2 separate regions of the Mus musculus genome follow, and region 2 is linked to region 1. A link is a loop called in an ENCODE intact Hi-C map of the cell type or tissue named here. Cell type or tissue: gastrocnemius. All regions are shown on one strand. Links, peaks and the distances in the headings refer to the core of each region. The heading gives the core; the rest is flanking DNA.

Region 1 (2,917 bases), core at 263-2,762:
ATAATAATAATGGGTTATTATTAGAAAAAAAAAGAGTTGTGCCCAGCTGAGGGTTCTGAGTGGATCTGGTTGCCTTGGTCACTTCCATATTTGTCAAATATTGTTCTGTAAGCGTAAACACACTGTAGTATCCATAAAATGCCATCAAGTGGAACATAATTTGATTTTTTTTGATGATGAGGTATTCAACAGTGTTACAGGGTGGTAAACACATATATAAACTAGAAATTTAGTTCTATTGGAGAATGTTAAATACTTAGTATTCCCTGGGATATACTTTATTAAGACTCATCTTTGCTAGGTGGTGGTGGTGCTCGCCTTTACTCTCAGTACTCAGGAGGCAGAGGCCAACCTGGACTAAAAAAGTGAGTTCCAGGACAGGCAGGACTACACAGAGAAACCTTATCTCAAACAGAACGAAACAGAAAAACAAAAAGATGACTAATTTTTACAGATATTTTTTAGGTCAATTCTGGCTTGCAAATGCAATGTTTGGCTTTGATAAATACAATGTAGCAGGGGCATTGAGGAAGATCCAGTGAAGTCCCTATTTCTCTTAAGCCCTGTTATGTTTTTCCCTTGGTTTATGTCTTCCACATGAAGCCAGTAGCTACTTCTTTCCCTCGGAGATGACACCACACTCTTACTTGTCTTGTTGAATGTACATCTCTGCAGTGGAGCAGAATTGAAATACCATTACAGAACTAATGTCTGATACCTAGTTATACAGAAATTATAAGTTTTTTTTTTTTGGAGGGGAGAGGGAGGTGTGGACTGTCTGGATTTTTTTCCAAGTTTTTACTAAAAAAAAAAATTGTTTATATCTGAAAATAGAATTGTACTAGAGGAGAATTTGAACCCAGAACACAACATTTGAGGTTGTTTTCTAACGATGACATCCTGGTCAGGGCCATGTGTCTTGGTTGACCACATGGCCTTCTTAGGGACAAACTTCAGACCTGCATACTTCCTTTTCCCGAGCGACAGGGACAGAATTCTAGTCCTTACAACAAGGATCATCAAAGAGAACGTTTGCAAGCTGTTTGTAAAAGATACTTTTATCATAAGAAAAGCAATTTTACTCCCTCCAGAATCTGTGTATCAATTCAAACATTTCCCCACAAATACATTCCAGTTGTCTTACATTGTTAAACCCTGCATCTTTTATCACCAACTCGAAATCCAGCTTTCAATGGGAGACATCTATTTCCACAATGTTCAAAAAAAGGATGTTGGTTTTCATAGTAAAAGCTGATATTATTATTTTAAGGGGCCACAATGTCATGCAGGGTGCTCACCTTTCCTGTGAGCCATTTTTACCAAGGTGTATCAAGTCATAAAGATTTCTCACACCATACGTTATTGCAACATTTCTGTTCTACTAGTAGCCTTATTTAGTCCATTGTATTAATCTTACTAAGTCAAATTTCCAACTCTCAGTAAGTCTTAGTTTATTTAAGAGCTCAGAGATGTGATCAGGAGGCGCTATAAATTGTTTACTTCAGTCCTTCTTGGCGTCTCCAGGATCTTGGGGACCCTATCCACTGAGCAGAAGAGACAAAATCTCCTTGTGCAACTTCACTTGGTGAGGAATTAACAGCATTCAATATGACCGCTAGGTGGCAGTGTTTCCCCGGGATGCTAAGGGAGCCTTGCTCTTCCCTGGGCAGCTTGGGGCAGAGTCTGAGCTTAGGGAACATTTTAAATACTGATAAAACCCAAAGACAGCCAAGTCCCAGAATGAGGAGGGCTGCTAAAGCAATTCAGAACCTTGGGAAGTAGAAATCTAGTTCTGATGTCAAGAACTGGGTTTGTAGAGACACTAAAATTGGATACATTTAGGGGCTGGTCACATCTAAAGAAGGAAACTTTTTGAGCCCCTTTGATTTTTAATTAATTTTTTTAATGGCTTGTCTTATCATTTACTAAGAAATTATACTGAGATCAAAAATTTTTTTTTACAAAAAGAAAGTTTCAGAACTCATGTACACTCAGGGCATGCTTTCTCAGTTAAAAGACTTAATGATTAGATGATGATGATGACAATAATAATAATAGTAATTAATAATAATAATAATAACACATGCGCACACACACACCCCTTAACAGATCTCTCTTCTTTCATTAAGTTGCAATAAGCTTTTGTGTGCTTTTAGAGGTTATAATCACTTATAACACCACTAGATATTTTCTTTGCTTGTTCTCTCTCTCTCTCTCTCTGTGTGTGTGCGCGCACACACATTTTCTTTATTTTAGAACTTGATAATTCTTGGTTCTATTGAATCTCCCTACCCCTCCAGTGTTCCTACACCTGATACGTTCAGGTAGTTTCCAGCAGTTCCAAATACGACAGACCACATTGGTTGTATTTCCCACAGTGGGAGCCCTGATTTTCTCTTAGGATCCCAATCCCTTTGATTAAGAATGGTGTGTTACCAGGGAATAGCAGAAGCACCTTATCATGCTTTGACAGGGCTGCTTAGCTAGGTGACATGACAGTGCACATCCTTAAATCCAGCCTGGGATCAGAAAGCCAAGAGAAAACACCAAAGAAGTTCTTTTAAAAATTATGTAAATTAGACTAAACAAATGAAAGATAACAGCATTTATTGTTGACATCACCAATTAGAATACTCCCCCCTTTAAGAAAAACAAAACAGAAAACAAAATGTAAAGGACTCTAAAATAGACCCAGGCTTTAGGTTATTGAGAATATCAATGAGGACTGATGTGGAGAACCAATGAACAGGGAAAAGTCATGCAGAAAGCATCCACTAAAGCCTTGGACCATTTCCTTCAGTAAAGTAATTTATCGGGTAACCCTAGTTAAAAAAAAAAAAAGATCCATGAGCAATAACCTTTGCAGTGTTACCTATAATTCTGAAGAGATAGAAAAGAAATCAAGTGTTTTAGCTGT
Region 2 (2,917 bases), core at 123-2,622, 530 kb after region 1:
GATAAACACATGAGAACTTCAAAACTAACTAACTTCAAAACTCAAGTATAAGAGCGCATACACATGAAGGTGCCGTGATGAAACCCACTACTACACGCATGCTAACCGAAAATATTAATTTGAAAAAGAGCACATTGGGCTGGAGAGATGGCTCAGCTGCTAAAGGCTAGGCTCACAACCAAAGACGTAAGAAAAAAGAGTACAGTGTTTGGAAGTCCAAGTCAGGAGGAAGAGCAGGAAGGAACTTAACCACCTAGGTTACACAGCAAAGTCCTGTCTTTAAAATAAATAAATAAATAAATAAATAAATAAATAAATAAATACTTCAAAATGACAATAAAGACAACAGCAGAACTGGCATTTTGTAAGTTAGGAAAATAAACCAAGGTCGTGACATCGTAACATCCCCTTTCCCAGGGAAAGAGGAACATGAGAGTACCCCGGGAAGGGAACTGAAGGAGACTTCAATTTCATGGCATTCTGTTTCTTTTAAACAACTTTAAAGCTTAGAACAAAAATGGCTTAAGTGTTGCTATCGTTAGCGCTAGGTAGTAGTAAGGATGTGGTTGATCTTATATCGCTCTCTCTATTTTTGTGTATTTTTTTTCTTCCAAAGAAGGAAGGAATAAAAACAGAAGGCAAATGTTGCCATCACGGCTCACCTTGGCTCAAGAGCCAAACAGCAAATGGGCAGCAGCTCAGATGGGCCCCACTCTGGTCAGCCATCCTCCTCACCTGTGTCTTCTCCTCATGTCGTGCAACCCATTGCTCACAATAGAACACAACTTATTCTGCAAAATGCATATTCTCTTTTTCAATTAGAATTCCGTATTAGGTTTCAACCGTTTTGTTTTGTTTTGTTTCCTTTCTTTCTTTCTCAGCATTATCCATGAATTCGGGTTTCAGGGAGAACTCGTGAGAAGGGGCGTGTTACCTACCTCCCTCTAACAATGGAAAACAGTCTCTGAACTAAAAGGCTTAGGAAGTACTAATTAAATTGTACTCATTAGGAATTAGTAATTAAAACACACTCACTAATCAAAATACTACTTAATATAAATATTACCCTCATAGAAAAACTGGAAGTACCGGCCCCTGGGGAGTCATCTGTACCTGGTAGAGTACCTCCTGGCTGAAGAGTCTTCTATCAGCTGGTGATGGCCACCCCACAGACAGAGAAGTACTTTGGGGGACTCAAGATGGCTTTATGTTTTCTGTTAGTCACATCAGAAAGGTGAACGTCAGAAGGGTGATTATAAGGGGCTGTGGGACTAGGGAGAGGTGGTTTGAGGTGTTTGCTCTGTTTAGCACCAGGTTTGTCCTTGGTAGTGAAAGAACGTGCTAAGTCAGCCAGAGTGTGTGGTCACGGCTTCTGTAGGACCCCAGAAAGCTGAGCCTACACTTACTTCCCAGTGCCTCTGATCTCGGACTCAAAATAGCTCATCGCTGGGCTCTCTCATGTAATTGGGACCAGAAAGGGGAACTGCAAAGAAGACAAAATGGAATGGAAGGTACCGGACAGTCATCCTTTCTCAATTCAGAAAAAAAAAAAAAAAAAGACTCTGAAGTTCGGTGAGAGTGGGGGGTGGGGTTTAGGTCAGTGCTTATATTGACGGACGCTTGATGGATTTCTGGCTTCAAATGTTTTATCAAGACAATCCACCTTGTAGCAATCTCCAAAGAAGACTGTGTGCTCTATTAAGTCCTCAATTTGCTTTTTAAAAGTTACCAAATGTGCTTTTTCACAACAACGAAGAGCCATCTCCCTCCTGGAGCCAACGGAGTTTGTCACCCAGCTTCCTCGGCTTTGAAAAGCCAGCCATCAAAGAGCAAAGGAAATGTCATGACTTTGGAGCGGTCAGAAAGCCCTTAAGTCGCAGTGCAGGCTATTTCTCCTTTTGTGGCACAGAAAAGAGTGGACAAACACAATGAATACATAATCCCATTGTGCTTACACATGTGTAACAATCCTTCAAAATGAGGTGAGGGACAAAGATAGGAGATAGCAAGGCGGCCTGGGTCTTAACAGGATGGCTGGAAATTGTAGGGCCTGAACTGCTTCTGCAAACACAAACATGCACGCGGCAGCCGCAGCGGCAGCCATGAGAAAATGAGAATTAAAAATGGCATCCAATTCAGAACGCCAAGAGGCTTAGCCTAAGTGGCCTCTGCATAATTCACTTTGGACCCTTTCAGCCTGTCTGTTCCAGAGACAGGTCGGGGCCAAGGTTAGAGTCTTAAGCCATTCAAAATAACTGACTTTTAACTAATCATCAGGGTCACCGGTGGTTGGTAAAAAACACCTCTTCATGGTTTTCTCCTTCACCAAAGCCTTTCCTACCTCTTCTTGAAAAAAAGAAAAGAAAAACAAAAATTAAAAAAAAGAAAAGCCTTGTTGTCTTATATCCTGGTGTTTGCCCAAGGCCACCATTCTTCATCTGATCCCTGTAGCTTCCTCTTCTCCACTTTGGATCTTGGGGCAAACAACATGGTGTGTGAGCACCAGGTACCCTGGCAATGGTCTGCCATACCTTCTGAATCCGTGTGGTGTGTTTACATTCAGGAAAAAAAAAAAGGGTAGCCAAATGAACTTAACTTACCATTCCTCCTAACGTAAACTTCTATTCTGAGTCCAGCTCTTCCAAGTCTCTTTTCCAGCCAATAAATAAACAACCACAGTTTCCATTCTCATATCTCCCCGAGACCGGGGAGGACTATCACAGAATTGTGTTTTCTGGTCACCACAGGGTCACAGGACACTTGGGCTCACGGTGGCCATGGTTGCTTACACAAGACTCACCCAAGATCATACCTATCAAACTTCAGCCCAAATGGAGGAAGGATGCATGAGGCCCCACCACTAGCAGGGGAGCAATTGGTGGCTGGCAGCTACTAAGGAAGGGAGAGTCAGTTTTCT

The links. Peaks named below come from ENCODE experiments on the same cell type or tissue, not always from the same donor. Only the 100,000 strongest peaks of a DNase experiment are listed, where the experiment ranks them.
Region 2: it touches region 1 in a loop (6-fold over the local background); 26 of 42 quality-filtered maps call a loop at or near these places.

The regions. Positions count from the first base shown.
Region 1 is chr9:99,845,383-99,848,299 of GRCm38, forward strand. It overlaps the pseudogene Gm518. Among named protein-coding and RNA genes, the nearest start is that of Sox14, 29 kb to the right of the region's middle. In gastrocnemius, for the core only: a CTCF peak has its summit at 1,607 (motif pointing right); a DNase peak (open chromatin) is centred at 1,623.
Region 2 is chr9:100,376,436-100,379,352 of GRCm38, forward strand. No RefSeq gene overlaps it. Among named protein-coding and RNA genes, the nearest start is that of Gm34397, 30 kb to the right of the region's middle. In gastrocnemius, for the core only: no CTCF peak of the experiment used is centred there; no DNase peak of the experiment used is centred there.